Regions from separate parts of the Homo sapiens genome. Here region 2 is linked to region 1. Evidence: read pairs that join two places in POLR2A ChIA-PET (ENCODE). Cell type or tissue: HCT116. All regions are shown on one strand. Links, peaks and the distances in the headings refer to the core of each region. The heading gives the core; the rest is flanking DNA.

Region 1 (8,461 bases), core at 1,904-5,903:
AAATAATTACATCCTCACAATAGATCTATGAAATAGGTGTTCCTTTTGCCTCAATTTTACAAGGCAGAAAACTGAGGCACAAAAATATTAAGCAAAGTTTCCCAAGATCACATGGTTAGCAAGTAGCAGAGCCCTGGAGAAACATATACAATACATATTCCCTATTATGAAATTTAAGAGCAGCCTGGGCAACAAACATGGCAAAACTCCATCTCCACCAAAATACGAAAAGTTGGCTCACGCCTGTAATCCCAGCACTTTGGGAGGCCAAGGCGGGTAGATTACCTGAGGTCAGGAGTTTGAGACCAGCCTAGCCAACATGGTGAAACCCTGTCTCTACTAAAAATACAAAAATTAGCCGGGTATGGTGGCACATACCTGTAGTCCCAGCTACTCAGGAGGCTGAGGCAGGAGAATCGCTTGAACCCGGGAGGCGGAGGCTGCAGTGAGCCGAGACTGCGCCATTGCACTCCAGCCTGGGAGACAGAGCGAGACTCTGCCTCAAAAAAAAAAAAAAAAAAAAAAATAGCTGAATGTGATGGCATGCACCTACAGTGCCAGCTACTTGGGAGGCTGAGGTGGGAGGATTACCTGAGGCTGGGAGGCTATAAGGAGCCAAGATCTCGCCACTGCACTCCAGCCTAGGTAACAGAGTGAGACCCTGTGTCAAAAAAAAAAAAAAAAAAAAAAAAGAAAGAAAGAAAGAAAGAAAGAAAGAAAGAAAGAAAGAAAGAAAGAAAGAAAGAAAGAAAGAAAGAAAGAAATTTAAGAACATTCAGGGCTGGGTGGGAGCAATAGCTCATATCTGTAAATCCCAGTGCTTTTGGGAGGCCAAGGTGGGAGGATTGCTTGAGCCCAGGAGTTCAAGGCTGCAATAAGCTATGATTGTGCCACTGCACTCCAGCCTGGAAAACAAAGGAAGATCCTGTCTCTAAAATAAAGAAAAAGAATAATATTCAGCACAAACTGTCTCAAGTTTTCTCACCTCTAATAAACAGACTCTCTTACAGTATACATACAAAAACTGTGAATGCTCCTATTATATTGTTTTCTGGCCATTTTTACAGTTATTTTCTTGACTAAATAGTTTTTGTTTTTTTGTTTTTTGAGACAAGAGGTCTCACTCCGTCACCCAGGCTGGAGTGCAGTGGCGCAATCTCCACTCACTGCAACCTCCACCTCCCGGGTTCAAGTGATTCTTATGCCTCAGCCTCCCAAGTAGCTGGAATTACAGGCATGCACCACCATGCCCAACTAATTTCAGTATTTTTATTAGAGACGGGGTTTCGCCATGTTGGCCAGGCTGGTCTCAAACTCCTGACCTCACGTCATCTGCTCGCCTTGGCCTCCCACAGTGCTGGGATTACAGGCGTGAGCCACTGTGCCAGGCCAACTGAATAGTCTTTATCAGTCTCTGCTTAACATCTTCCTTAACCTCCCTGCAATCTGATTTATATTACCATTCTTAGTGTACTCAGTGGTCAGTGACCCTCACACCACCAAGCCAAAGGATTCTTTCTCTATTCTCATTCTCCTCGAACTTCGTATTGGACTATGTCCACCTCTGTGCCCTTCTTCCTGAAACCTCCTTGGCTACCTAGAAGCAACACTATCCTGAATCTTCCTATTCCTCTCTCTCTCTCTCTCTCTCTCTGACCTTTCCCTTAGAAAATCTCTTCCTTTGGATTCTGAGCCAAACTTTTCCATCTTCCTTTTACCTCTCCTACTGTTCTTATTAAAGTATCTTTTTCACTTCTACCCCTGAAACGTAGGAACCCCAAAAGTTTAAGTTGAGTCCACTGTTCTCTCATTTTCTTTTTATTTTTTGAGACAGAGTCTCTGTCACCCAGACTGGAGTGAAGTGGCACAATCACAGCTCACTGCAGCCTCGATCTATCAAGCTCAAGCGATCCTCCCCACTTAAACTCCCAAGTAGCTGGGACTACATGAGTGCACCACCAAGCCTGGATAATTATTTTTTTTTTTTAAGAAATGGAGTCTCACTATAATTGCCCAAGATGGTCTTGAACTCCTGGGCTCAAGCTATCCTCCAGCCTCGGACTCCCAAAGTGTTGGATTACAGGCGTGAGCCACTGCACCCAGCTCTTTTTTATATTCTCATAGGGTCAGGCATGGTGGCTCACGCCTATAATCCCAGCACTTTGGGAAGCCGAGGCAGGCGGATTGCTTGAGGCCAGGAGCTCAAGACCAGCCCGGCCAACACAGTGAAACCCCATCTTTACCAAAAAATACAATAATTAGCCAGGCATGGTGGCACGTGCCTGTAGTCCCAGCTACTCAAGAGGCTAAGGTAGGAGAATTGCTTGAACCCAGGAGGCGGAGGTTGTGGTGAGCCAAGATTGCGCCACTGCACTATAGCCTGGGTGAGAGAGTGAGACACTGTCTCAAAATAAAAATAAAAGACTCTGATAGTCTCTTTTAAGGTTCATTCATCCAATTAAGTATTTATTGAGCATCTACCATCAACCAGGTTCTGTTTGGGTTGCTTAAAATAGATTAGTGAACAGAACAGACCAAAAAAAAATCCTCTGTCCTTATAGTGAAATAATTCTATGCTACCAAGCACACTCAAAACTATCTTCCCCTAAATACTATTTTAAACACATCACTATCATGACTTAAAAACAACAATAACAACCTTGCAATGATTCCCCTCTTATCAGCATCTAATTTTCTATGCCTTAGTTCAAAACACTTGATAATCATTTTCTATTGTATCCATACAGGTTCATTTTCCATTACTCTCTGATTCAAGGGAATTCCAGGCAGGCCAATCTTCTGATTACCCCTCAAACACATTCCTTATATTTCTATGTGGTCAAGTGATTACTGAAAATATATGTTTAGTACTTAGACATTGTTTTACAAGTGTACTGAATTAATAGAGAAATTCAAAGATGAATGTTTTTTATTCCTTCAAATGCATAAAAACAGCAAACACTTAGACAAAGCGACGATGTGCCAAACACTATTCCAAGCACTTTATATACATTAACCCATTTATTCCACACAACAATCCTGGTATCTCCATTTTACAAATGAGGAAGCTGAGTCCCAAAGACGGTAAAGTAACAACCTAGGTCTCACAGATAGTAAGTAAGTGGCAGAGCCAACATTCATATGTAGGAAGCCTGGTTCCATACTACCCAGCATACTCCCAGCAGAAGTAATAAAAACAAATAGAGTTCAAAACTGAAACTGAAAACTACATTCGACTATAAAAAGTTATGTATAATTAATCCTTTACTCCAAATAATGAAGAACAATATTTCCTCTAATATGTCAAGTTTAAATTATAGAATTTAATAGTATATAATAAAAACCACAATCTACAAACATGAATACACCATCTATCATTCAGAGTTCCCCAAAGCTGAAAATACTTGCTAGGCATGACAAAGAATATATGGTGACACAGGTCTAACTTGTGTTCTTTTGTTAGCATGCATATATTAAAGTATTTTGCTGTCATCCTTGCTTTCATCAGAATCAAAATAGATTTGAATACAATCTTTAAGGTTTTTATGTTTGTTTGTTTGTTTTTGAGACGGACTCTTGCTCTGTCACCCAGGCTGGAGTGCAATGGCATGGTCTTGGCTCACTGCAACCTCCGCCTCCTAGGTTCAAGTGATTCTCCTGCCTCAGCCTCCTGAGTAGCTGGGATTACAGGCACATGCCACCATGCCCGGCTAATTTTTCTATTTTTAGTAGAGACAGGGTTTCACCATGTTGGCCAGGCTGGTCTCGAACTCCTGACTTCGTGATCCACCTGCCTCGGCCTCCCAAAGTGCTGGGATTAAAAGACTGCCAGCTTTACTTTTTGGAAGCAAAATTCACATGTAGGACTAGGTCCTGTATGACAGAAAAAAATTTAGGAGAAGCAAAAAAAATCCCCAAAGCATTTAACTCATATAGGTACTCTTCAACCTATCACCAACTTTACGGCTAAAGGATCTTTTAAAGGGTTTCTAAGGACTCATAGAGAATTCAATTATTTTATAACTGATTACATAAAATTAAAATCCAAAGGCAGAGGTTTTTTTCATAAAACAATCCTGACATATTAAAAGATAGGGAGTGCCTAACTACAACATTATCATTTTCTTCTCTTTCCAGTTTCCCCTGCTCTTCAGGCAGAGAAAAGACATAAATTTGTCAGGTTTTGAGACGGAGAGATTAAAACAAACAAACCAGGACAGGGATGCTAGTTTGATTTGGAAAAGGCTAGACTGTATGTAGCCTCTCCAACTAGTAATGACAGCCTAACTAGAAAAGAAAAGGTATGTAGATAAAGGCAGCCAAAAAAACAATGCCATCAATGCCATAGGCAAAAATCCACAGCAGCTACTATTCCCCACTTTATTTTCTGCCTCTCCTCCCTTTTCCTGGGTAAGGAAAGCACCCAAAGCACCCCCAAGGCCACTCACAGAAAACCAATTTCTTCCCAAGCACTGTATGAATTAAAAAAAAAACATAAACTATTAATAATTTGAGATTAATTCAATTTAATCTCAAATTTTCGAACAGTTTGGAAAAGATTTTTCAAACAGGGAGTCGTTTTCTCCTCTCCTCACCCACAGCAACCCACTATGACACTCATAAAGTCATCCCATACTCCAAGGGATTAAATACAAATTTCCTGGGGAAAACACTGGATTTGGCAGCTATCACTGAAGATATTCCCAAATACTAAGGTTCTCCTGTATACCCTATATTTGATATTTTCTTCCCTCCCACATACACTGGTGACAGCAAGAAAGATGGATAATCCTTCTCAAGATTCTCTACACAATGGATATCTCAACTCAAATCTCAAATCCAAAATTAAAACATGAAAACCCCTGTTAAAACAAACCCCCCAAGGAGAAGGCAATGGCTTTCTATTCTAGTGTTCATTTTCAACAGCACACACGATCAGCTAAATGAGGAAGTTTTAAAATGTCAAAAATATTTCTGTCATATTACTAGAATGAAAGAGGTCTAAGGATAGAGGCGATGCCAACGAAAAACAGATTATTTCCCAATAATGTACTATGTTGCATCATCTTAATCACTATTTCCCAAGTCACTAAAAGGTTCATGGCATTATGATAGGTCCTATATTTTATAATAACAATAAAGAAAATGGTAAAATTAAGTTTAATTTTAAAATTATAAGCACAGTTGAGATGTTTTCAGACTCAACTGTGGGAAACTTTGAGATCCACATGCTACATACAGTAGAGGAATACCTGAGACATTGAAGGAAGCATGAAGATAATAAGTGGCAATACAGTATTATTCATCTACCTCATTTACAAAGCGAGAAACAAGAAACCTACTTTTTTCCCCCAGCTTTAAAATAAAATGTAAAATTTTCCTTCACAAAACAAAGTATGCTATCCAGAAATACACAACAGATCCAGAAAGTTGGCTTAATGCAGGGTCTACAAACCAAAACAAAGAATTTTAAAAAAACTTCAAAGTTCACAGAACTTAAAAAAAAAATTCCAACCAAAACATATACGGCTGATGTTTAACCAGACCTGTTTTTTAATATTACCTGTGCAAAACAAAGATATCGAAGTAAATGAAAGGATAAGTTTTCATTTCACAATCTCCCTGTATACTTCCTCAGCCTGCGGACCTACCTTTATTCATCCTTAAAGGGAGTTGGTAGCTAGAAATATTTAATGCCCTACTTCATCAGAATTTTCTTTAGCTCTGATCAGGCCATTATTAAAGTCATCCAGTAATATTTACTGGTTATAGCTATTCAAATGTGAGTAGTCTCCTAATAACCGTTCTGAACTAATATACACATAGGAAGCAGGTAAGGCCTAAATTTCTCTTTTACAAATGAAGTATGTTCATTTCTCTTACTGTAATAAAGATAATATTTCTTTATTTTCCAAGCTCCTATTCTCCAGTGAATATCTTTAAAATCATTCAGAAACACTGGTAGCTATTTTCTACTAAACCTTTTTTTTTTTTTTTTTGGAGACAGAGTTTCATTCTGTAGCCCAGGCTGGAGTGCAGTGGTGCCATCTTGGCTCACTGCAACCTCCGCCTCCCGGGTTCAAGCAATTATCCTAGCCTCAGCCTCCCAAGTAGCTGGGATTACAGGGGCACACCACCATACCTAGCTAATTTTTGTATTTTTAGTAGAGACGGGGTTTCACTATGTTGGCCAGGCTGGTCTCAAACTCCTGACCTCAAGCAATCCTCCCACCTCAGCCTCCCAAAGTGCTGGGATTACAGGTGTGAGCCACCACACCAGGCCTACTAAAACTTTTTGAGGCTGTTATTGGAGTAATCATCTATCACTTTCTTCGCAAAAGCTGGGCTTGGATAACAAATTGCAGTTTACTATCAAAGACAAATAGACCACATTTCCTCAGTTCTCTACTCTTCAAAACCTTGGTGTCACTTTAGGGCATGAGGGACTAAAGAGAAGATGGAATCAATTATCTGACAAATCCTGTAGAATTTCCATCCTAACGTCTCTCAGAATAGCTCCTTACCTCAGTGGCTTGGTCTCTAATTTTTCAAACAAACCTCAAGTGTCATCCCCAAAATATGCTGCACACTATTGAACGAGTAATCTTTCTGAAAAACACTCTCATGTTTTCTCCTGCTCCCTATCAACCTCTACTGGCTTCTTATTGCTTAGCAGATTAAATTCAACCTGACACCAATACACCTTTCATAATCTAGCTCTACCCTACTAATACAAATTTATCTGCCACCATTCCCAGTAATTAACACTTTATTCCATTGAGATCAGACTCCTTACATCCCTCTCACATCATGCTAGCCCCTATCAAGTGTTTGCTCATTCTTTACTGTGGTCTAAATGTCTCCTCCACAACGCATATTGAAATTTAATTGCCAGTGTGGTAGTATTAAGAGTTGAGGCCATTAAAAGAGGTGATTAGGCTATGAGGGCTCTACCCTCATCAATGATAATGCCATAGTAATGGAAGTAGGTTCCTGATAAAAAGCAAGTTCTGCCCTCTCTGTTCTTGTTCTCTCACCCTCTCTTGCTCTTCTACCTTACACCATGGGATGACATAGCATGACGGCCCTGCCAGATGCCAGTGCCATGTTCTGGTTCTTCCCAGTCTCCAAAACCATGAGCCAAATACATTTCTGTCGATTATAATTATCCAGTCTGTGGTATTCTGTTATAGCAGCATAAAATGAACTAAGACATGCTTCCATTCCCTATATAGAACGTACATAATGTTCTCCTTCTGGATATGCTAGCCTATACAAACAGTACACAATCTTTATTCAAGACTCATCTTCTTCAGGAAGCCTCACTCCTAGGACTTTAGTCTGAAGATATCCCTGTACAAACAGACTGGACTCATACTACATGTAGCACACATTATTTGTACACTGCTTTGGACAGTGCTAATTATATCATTATGAAAGTATTCTTGACAAGATAAACTCTACAAAGAAGTTCTGCCAAATTTTCCAAGAAGTGGTTCCATAAGCAAAGTCTGTTTGAAAAATTGATTAAGGCTGGGTGCAGTGGCTCAGGCCTGTAATCCCAACACTTTGGGAGGCCGAAGCGGGCAGATCACCTGAGGTCAGGAGTTCAAGACCAGCCTGGCCAACATGGTGAAACCCTGTCTCTACTAAAAATACAAAAACTTAGCCAGGTGTGGTGGCGGGCGCCTGTAATCCCAGCTACTGAGGAGGCTGAGGCAGGAGAGTTGCTTGAACCCGGGAGGTGGAGGTTGCAGTGAGCCAAGATCATACCACTGCACTCCAGCCTGAGCAACAAGAGCAAAACTCCATCTCAAAAAAAAAAAAAAAAAAGAAAAAAAGAAAAGTTGATTAAATAATCCTGATTTTGGCAGGGCACAGTGGCTCACGTCTGTGATCCCAGCACTTTGGGAGGCTGAGGCAGGTGGATCACCTGAGGTCAGGAGTTTGAGACCAGCCTGGCCAACATGGTGAAACCCTGTCTCTACCACAAATATAAAAATTAGCTGGGCATGGTGGCACACGCCTGTAGTTCTAGCTACTTGGGAGACTGAGGCAGGAGAACCGCTTGAACCCAGAAAGCAGAAGTTGCAGTGAGCCGGGATGGCACCACTGCCACTTTAGCCTGGGTGACAGAGTCGGACACCATCTCAAAATAAATAAATAAAGACATTTTATTATATCACAGCATAGTGGCTCACACCTGCAATCCCAGCACTTTGGGAGGCTGAGATAAGAGGATCACTTAAGCCCAGAAGTTTGAGACTACCCTGGGCAACAGGGTGAGCCCCCATTTCCACAAAAAATAAGAAAATTAGCTGGGCATGGTCCTGTGCCTGTAGTCAGAGCAACCTGAGAGGCTGAGGTGGGAGAATTGCTTGAACCCAGGAGTTCAAGGCTACAATGAGCTAGGATCATGCCACTGCACTCCAGCCTGGGCAACAGAGACCATCTCAAAAAA
Region 2 (8,461 bases), core at 2,901-6,900, 57 kb before region 1:
ATAAAGTGGCAGATATTTGCATTAATCCCTAAGGTCACAAATAAAGTCCTTCAAAATACAAATGTGGCAGTCCTACCTATCCTAGTAGTTAATTCACTATACTGTAATTGTGTCGCTGGTGCTTATCAAAACAATAAAACCCATAGAATATTAAAAATAATAGATTTTTAGAGTTAGGAGGGGCTTTTCTTTTCTTTTCTTTTCTTTTTTTTGAGACGGAGTCTCGCTCTGTTGCCCAGGCTGGAGTGCTGTGGCACGATCTCGGCTCACTGCAAGCTCCGCCTTCCGGGTTCACGCCATTCTCCTGCCTCAGCCTCCCAAGTAGCTGGGACTATAGGTGCTCGCCACCACGCCTGCCTAATTTTTTGTATTTTTAGTAGAGACAGGGTTTCACTGTGTTAGCCAGGATGGTCTCGATCTCCTGACCTTGTGATCCGCCTGCCTCAGCCTCCCAAAGTGCTGGGATTACAGGCGTGAGCCACCGCGCCCGGCCAGGAGGGGCTTTTCAATAATACAATAGTTCAGAACAGACTATAGACTCAAAAGACATTTGAATTCCAAACCTCCTACCTACTACTCACAAGTTGATGACTCTGGACAAGTTATCTAAGCTCCTGTTTCCTTGAGTGTAAAATGGGAATATCAATACCAGCCTAAAATTGCTGTAAGGGCTCAAGAAATGAGCATTTATTATCTTCTGAACGAGGATTTCTCTGTCATTTTAACTCTTTTTAGTAAACATCTTCTCTCCTATTTTGTACTAGAAAATTAAGGTGAATTTCCTCCCACATGTAATATAAAATGTTTTTCTAATTTCATGCAACCCTATCCAAATCCATTACCTCTCTATTCTTAATTTCCTTAAGCAGTAAGCATCCCTGACCATGTCTTTCTCCTCGGATAAAACAACAACAAACTAAAGGCCAATCAGAGAGGTTACATGACTTTACAAAGATCATACAGCTAGTAAACAAAGCCAAGACGTGGCCCTGACTCCCAGTGCAGTGTTCTTTCCACCTTATATCTTAAAATAATACACATAATAAAATAATATAATCAGGTGAGGTTTGCACAGTCTTTTAAATTCACTTGCTCATATACATGGCAGCAAAAAACTATACAATTAAAACAAATCACTGTGAAGTTATTTTGAAGTATTTACCTTTCTACATGCAGGACAAAGCCCATTTTCATCAGTGCGAATTCGATGCCAACAAAATCGGCAAATCTGGTAGCCACAGGTGCAAGGGAAAAAGTTGATATCATCTATCTCCAAGGGCTCCATGCAAAGAGGGCACTCCACAGGGTCTTCCTTCGCATCAGGACTGCGAGACATCTTCACGTTTATTAAACAGCAGCAAAAGTTTATAATAATTTAAGGGAGAAGGAAGTTCAGCACTGAAAGCTAAAATGTAGGACTTTGACGACCTGCATGAGAAGAAACAAAATACATTGTTTACTACTGGAAAAATGGCACAGTCAACAATTAAGAGTCACACTGTCAAAAAATTTGAAAAATACTGACTGAGCAACTACTGTTATCAACCTGAAATGGCTTTCAGAATGGATTTCTGAAAATTTTGAATACCAAAACAAAAGGCCTGGCATCATTAATATTTTGGATTCAACATAAATAAAAAAGAACTTCCCTTTTTTCTCGATAAAACATTTAGTACTAGCCTATAGCACTCATCATAACACATTTTAGGGGAATAAATAAGGTAAAACAGCACTCTTAACTGTCTCATCTTTGACCTAAAACCTAGTAATATTGCCACATAACTAGAAGACTATTACACTATTCTAAAGTTTGTCACAATTTATAAAACAAATCGAATGAAAACAAGATACTTCAATCATCTATAGTTACATGTTAACATCAAACTCTTGACACAGAGAAACATAGGCTAAAACTCAGAAAAACTCGGATGCCATAGAACCATAGACCTTAACAATACAACTAATTATGTAATAACATGCTAATGAAAACTTCTGAGAAACACGTATTAAACAAAAGTATTCCTATGGTAATACTACAAAAAGCCTATAATAAACAGGAAGAAAGAAGGGAAGAAATAGACCTTCATATCACAAACACTTTTTGAAAAGTTAAATAATATAACTTTTTAGATTATAGGGAGTTTTAAATTTTTAGGTAATATCTTAGGCTAAAGCCACTGTTAGATTAAAAGGTTAGCTTGAAATCACTACTTTAAGTTAAAATCTGATAGCCTGCAAACTAATCTATAATTCTATAGTAATCCCCACCAAAATCACGGTGGTAATTTTTTACATAATTGGACAAACTGATCCTAAAGGTTACATACAAGAATAAATGCATGAGAATCATTTTGAAGCTTCTGGGGAAAAAAGTGGGAATTTGCCCTGTCACATACTAAATTATACTATAAAGCTACAGTAATTTAAATAATTTCCTATTAGTATAAAATTAGACAAAAGAGCAAAGAAACTAAAGAATCTAGATATAGCTGGGTACAGCAGCTCATGACTGTAATCCCAGCACTTTGAGAGGCCAAGGCAGGAGGACTGCTTGAGGGCAGGAGTTCAGCTCCAGCCAGGAGTTCAAGACCAGCACAACATAGCAAAGCCCTCATGTCTATAACAAATTTTAAAATTAGCTGGGCATGGTGGCGCACACTGTAGTCCCAGCTACTTGGGAGGCTTGAAGCAGGAGCATCGCTTGAGCCCAGGAGTTCAAGGCTGCAGTGAGCTATAACTGTGCCACCACACTCCAGCATGGGTGACAGAGACCCTGTCTCAAAATCAGAAAAATCTAGAAACAGACTCATGAATTTATGAGGTTTTAATATTTGCTAAAATGTATAACTAAAGATGGGAAGGCTGGACCATTTTATAAACAGTGATGGGACACTGGGCTATCCATTTGAATAAAAAATAGTATATAATCTAATACTGCAATTTTAAAAAATCCCAAATGATCTAGTGATCAATAAATTATTGAAGTGTTAAAGAAAAAAAAAACAGATTTTTTTAAAAATCTTGGGATATAGAAGGTCTTCATAAGCAAAACAAAAATTCAGAAGCCATAAAAGGAGACAATCAACTTAGCAACATGGAAAGAAGAAAACATAAATAAAATTAAAAGTAAGCATCAGAGTAAAAGATACATTTGCTACATATAATGAAAAGCTAATGTCCAGAATATATAAAGAAATCCTACAAAGCAGTAAGACACAGACAAGTTAAAAAAAAAAAAAAAAGAGACAAGAAAATGATAAGCAGTTCACAGAAGAATTACAAGTGATTAAAATACATGAAAAAATGATCAATCTTTAGTTAACAGCCAGGTAACTTTTTTTTTTTTTTTACCCCATCAGCCTGTCAAAGAAGTTAGTTTTCACCCAAAGTAGAGAAGTAGAGAGGATCAATGATCTAGCGCCTCTTTCAAAAGAGGAAATGGGAACACATTATTTTGCCTTAAGTTACACACTTATTAGTATAGCCTGGATTCCTTCTAGGAAGTTTTAGCCCTAGATAAGCTGTGCTCTTAACAACTCCCTTATACCACCTCCTAACTAAGAACCTATTCTACATAAATAGTGACACCAACATAGCCAAGTGTTTGGCTATGTTCTACAGCAATATAAGAGTAGAAAACTGCAGGCCGGGTGCAGTGGCTCACGCCTATAATCCCAGCACTTGGAGAGGCCGAGGCAGGTGAATCACGAGGTCAAGAGAGCAAGACATCCTGGCCAACATGGTGAAATCCCGTCTCTACTAAAAATACAAAAATTAGCTGGGCGTGGTGGCACATGCCTGTATTCCCAGCTACTTGGGAGGCTGAAGCAAGAGAACTGCTTGAACCCAGGAGGCGGAGGTGGCAGCGAGCCGAGATCATTGCACTCCAGCCTGGTGACAGAGAGAGACTCCGTCTCAAAAAAAAAAAAAAGAGTAGAAAACTGCAAACAGTATACTGTCCATCTGTCCATTAATAGGACAATCATTAAGTAAATATGATATAACATAAGGTATGTTGATCAGAATGTCTATTCTAGTTATACTTTTTAAAGAACAGCAAGTATGAACATACAATTACTTTCATTAAAACATATAAACCCTGTATGCATATATATTTGTTTCGCTAAGAAAATAAACACATGGACGTTTAGACACCAAAATGTTGTTATTTCACAAAAGACAAAACGGAGGTAGGAGACTACTAATTTTTTAAAGAAAAATCCATATTATCTAAATGCTGCAAAAAAAAATGTATTTTTTCACAATTCAAATGGCCCTTTAAAAAAAGAGGAAAATTGTTTTCATTTCCTTTAGAAAAATTAAATTACTTCTCACTTTTGCTAATAATTAGAAGAAAAATACAACGAAATAGTGTCTTCTTGTGAATCTATAATTATTTCAAAATAAAATTAAAAAAAAAAAAAAGAAATGCCCAGATTTGCCACTATCAGTTTTCAGCATATATACAGTTAGGAGTTTAAAGCTGACTTCTAATAGGTCCCCCAACTTTAAACATCCCAAAACTGTACCTGTAGAAAACACAGACTCAAATATCGGTTCCAATAACAGAAAAGTAAACTGAAATAATCAAATGGTGCTATCTACACTTCTAATACCTTTGATTCTAAGATATCATTTCTTTAACTACAGGTTATTAGAGTTTTAGTGAAATAATTTATGGAATGTTGGGAAGGAAGCAATACATTGGGGCTTATGAATAGAAAAGCTTTCTAGAAGGTAAATTACCATAAATAAAAAATGATATACTGATGTTTTGCTTTTTGATTGTTTCTGTTTTTTAATTTTAAAAAAGTTTACAAGAGTATGTATCTTTCAGTTTAGGGGGAGGTTTAGAGGAACAAAAAAGGGACAAAGGAGAAAGAAATCCTTTAGATAGTTAATACAAAAGTAAGTACATTTGTGCACCTCTAGCACCATGGAGAGAAGCCACAGAAGCCAGCTGCCAAAAGTAATCTCATAAATGGTAAAAGGTAGGAGGAGGGTAGTCTGATGTGGTAGAACACTGCAATACAAGGTCAAAGAGTTGACTGACTCACCTCTTTCACAAAGTAACTATATGATCTTGGATAAGAAATCCAAAAGAATTTGATGTACTCATCTGAACAATGAAGAAACACAAACTTTTAGGGAATTTCAAGTACAGAGCAATTTCCTAAATGTATTATAGTACCCCTCTGAACTAAGCTTTTAAAATAAGCTTTGAAATCGACTCTCCAAAATACCCTTGCCCAAATTTTCATTTAGAGAATAATTTTACTTAATAAGCCAGACAACTAATATTAAAATTAAAACTAAACAGGGCGGCGCGGTGGCTCATGCCTGTAAATCCCAGCACTTTGGGAGGCCAAGGCGGGCGGATCACCTGAGGTCAGGAGTTCGAGACCAGCCTGGCCAACATGGTGAAACCCCGTCTCTACTAAAAATACAAAAAAATTAGCCGAGCGTGTTGGTGCATGCCTGTAATCCCAGCTATTTGGGAGGCTGAAAAAGGAGAATTGCTTGAACACAGGAGGCGGAGGTTGCAGTGAGCCGAGATTGTGCCACTGCACTGCAGCCTGGGCAACAAGAGCAAAAACTTCGTTTCAAAAATAAATAAGTAAAATAAAATAAAACAATGCATTCAAATAATAAGATTTAAAATGTTACAAGACATAGAAATATCTTTTTAAATGAAAAGGGCAAGAAAAGCCAATGATTTCCTGAGTGGGGTGCAGGAGTCCTTAGAATTAATTTGGCAGGGAAAAAAAATATTCATTTTTAGCCATAAACAGTGGCTTACACCTGTAATCCCAGCACCTTGGGTGGCCAAGGCAGCAGGACTACTTGAGGCCAGGAGTTCAAGACCAGCCTGGGCAACACAAGGAGACCTTGTCTCTATGAAAAATTTTTAAAATTAGCCAAGTATGGTGTTGTGTGCCTGTGGTTCCAGCTACTTGGGAGACTGAGGCAGGAGGATTGCTTGACCAAAGGAGGTCGCGGCTGTAGTGAGCCATGTTCACGCCACTGTACTCTAGCCTGGGTGATAGAGTGAAACCCTGTCTCAACAACAATTCTGCAGGCACGCTGGCTCACACCTGTAACCCCAGCACTTTTGGAGGCCAAGGCAGATGGATCTCTTGAGGCCAAAAGTTCAAGACCTGCCTGGGCACCATGGCGAAACCCTATCTCTACCAAAAAAAAAAAAAAAAAATTAGCTGGGTTGGTGGCACATGCCTGTAGTCCCAGCTACTTGGGAGGCTGGGGTGGGAAGATTGCTGGAGTCCAGGAAGCAGAGGTTTCAGTGAGCCTAGATCACACCACTGCACTCCAGCCTGGGCAACAGGGCAAGATCCTGTCACAAAAAAAAAAAAAAGCCTTTTCATATACATGATCCAATCCTCACAGTGACTTGGTAAGAACACACTATATCCTTTATAAAATATGAAACTGAAGCTAGAGTGTTAAAGATACAATTCAAAAACAGGACCCAACTTCAAAACTCACGCCCTTTCCAACATGGTAAGACAGAAGTCACGATTACTGATGTTGGAGCTATGTATACTTGGAAGTGGAGTGCAAATGCCCAAAGAATAAAACGACATTACTTTTTAAAAAGTTAAACTCTATGGCAAATTTTTACCTTATTACTTGAGTTCTTGTTCTCTACATCAACTGTAACTAGTAACTGTGACATGTGTAATAATGCTCCTGCATCACCAAAAATCTCACATACCATGTAGTAAGTACACAAAATAAAAATCATACAGTCAAAATTATGTTTGAAAGTGTCTTATCACTTATAAAGTGTTGCTGTATACATGGTTTTGTGTTTAGGGTCCTGTTCAAAACATATGTGTAAGAATACATGAGAGGCTGGACACAATGGCTCACACTCACAGTCCTAGCACTTTGGGAGGCTGAGGCAGGCAAATCGTTTGAGCCCAGGGGTTCGAGACCAGCCTGGGCAACATGATGAAACCCCATCTCTACAAAAATGAGCCGGGTGTGGTAGTGCACACCTGTAGTCTTAGCTACTCAGGAGGCCGAGGTAGGAGGATCACCTGAGCCAGGAGGGAGAGGCTGCAGTGAGCCGTGATGTGGCACTGCTGCACTCCAGCCTGGGGGAGACAGTGAAACCCTGTTTCAAAAAATAATAATAATAATAATAATAATAATAATACACGAGAATGTAAGGTAGTACAGACACTACAGAAAATAGTTTGGTGGTTATTAAACTTAGAATTAGTGTATGACCCAGCAATTTCACTCCTAGGTGTATATTCAAAGAACTGAAAGGACTTGAACAGATACTTGTGCACCAGTGTTCCTAACAGTATTTTTGACAATAGCCAAAAAATGGAAAGTAATCCAAGTGTCCATCAATGGAGGCATACACAAAATGTGGTATATCCATACCATGGAATATTAGAATATATTCAGTCATCCTCAGGAACGAGATGGCGGTTCTCTGGAGGCTGAGTGCCCTTTGCAGTGCCCAAGGAGGTCGAGCTCTGTTGCTGTGAACGCCAGTGGTCAGACCTGCTTATATCTCAGCATTTCTTCAGGACCGACCTATCCCAGAATGATGTGGAGTACAGCACATACACTTGTCACCGAGCCACCATTCTGGTTCCAAGGCTGCATCTCTCCACTGGACTAGCAAGAAGGTTTTCAGTGTTTTGCTCCTGGGTCTGCTTCCGGCTGCTTGTTTGAATCCTTGCTCTGCGATGGGCTATTCCCTGGCTGCGACCCTCACTCTTCATGGTCACTGGGGCCTTGGACAAGTTGTTACTGACTATGTTCATGGGGATGCCTCGCAGAAAGCTGCCAAGGCAGGGCTTTTGGCACTTTCAGCTTTAACCTTTGCTGGGCTTTGCTATTTCAACTATCACGATGTGGGCATCTGCAAAGCTGTTGCCATGCTGTGGAAGCTCTGACCTTTTTGACTTCATACTTTGAAGAACTGATGTAAGCCTCTTTGCCTCTGCTTGTCATGCCATTAAGCTCACAATAAGGAAGAAATAACAGATAAGTCTGTTGGTGGACAGCCTTCTTCTCTTAATCACAAGGTTATTTTCAGAATTTAATCTTTGAGGAAAAGGTTTGAGAGGAACTATATCTAAGAAATTGTGAGACTGAGTTCTGTATTCTGGTGAGTTAATGGGGTTGCCTCCCAGCTTCTTATAAGACTCACAGTATAGCTAAACATGATATATGAGCTTTTGCCTTTTAATTTATCAATCTCTTAAAGAGAATCCAGCTTTATTACTATTAGTATATGATCAAACTTCCATATTTGCCCTGGGAATAATGGACAAAGGGAAATACTCTTAATTCATGAATAAAAACTTTGTAGAAAATTAGACAGTGATTAATTTTCGAAAACTTCCCTCTCTAGTCAGTAGATACCACCTACTGATGGTTACATATACCAGGGAAATTTTAAAATTAGGAAGTGCTG

Evidence for each region. Peaks named below come from ENCODE experiments on the same cell type or tissue, not always from the same donor. Only the 100,000 strongest peaks of a DNase experiment are listed, where the experiment ranks them.
Region 2: POLR2A ChIA-PET joins it to region 1 with 5 read pairs; 7 of 35 experiments call an interaction of 5 or more read pairs at or near these places.

The regions. Positions count from the first base shown.
Region 1 is chr7:135,495,002-135,503,462 of GRCh38, forward strand. All of the region lies in intron 1 of CNOT4 (CCR4-NOT transcription complex subunit 4), which reads right to left. Among named protein-coding and RNA genes, the nearest start is that of CNOT4, 11 kb to the right of the region's middle. In HCT116, for the core only: no CTCF peak of the experiment used is centred there; no DNase peak of the experiment used is centred there.
Region 2 is chr7:135,436,996-135,445,456 of GRCh38, forward strand. CNOT4 (CCR4-NOT transcription complex subunit 4) reads right to left here. Exons shown (of 12, transcript NM_001190850.2): 2 at 1,163-1,428. The coding sequence starts at 1,336. It also overlaps the pseudogene SDHDP2. Among named protein-coding and RNA genes, the nearest start is that of CNOT4, 69 kb to the right of the region's middle. In HCT116, for the core only: no CTCF peak of the experiment used is centred there; a DNase peak (open chromatin) is centred at 5,016.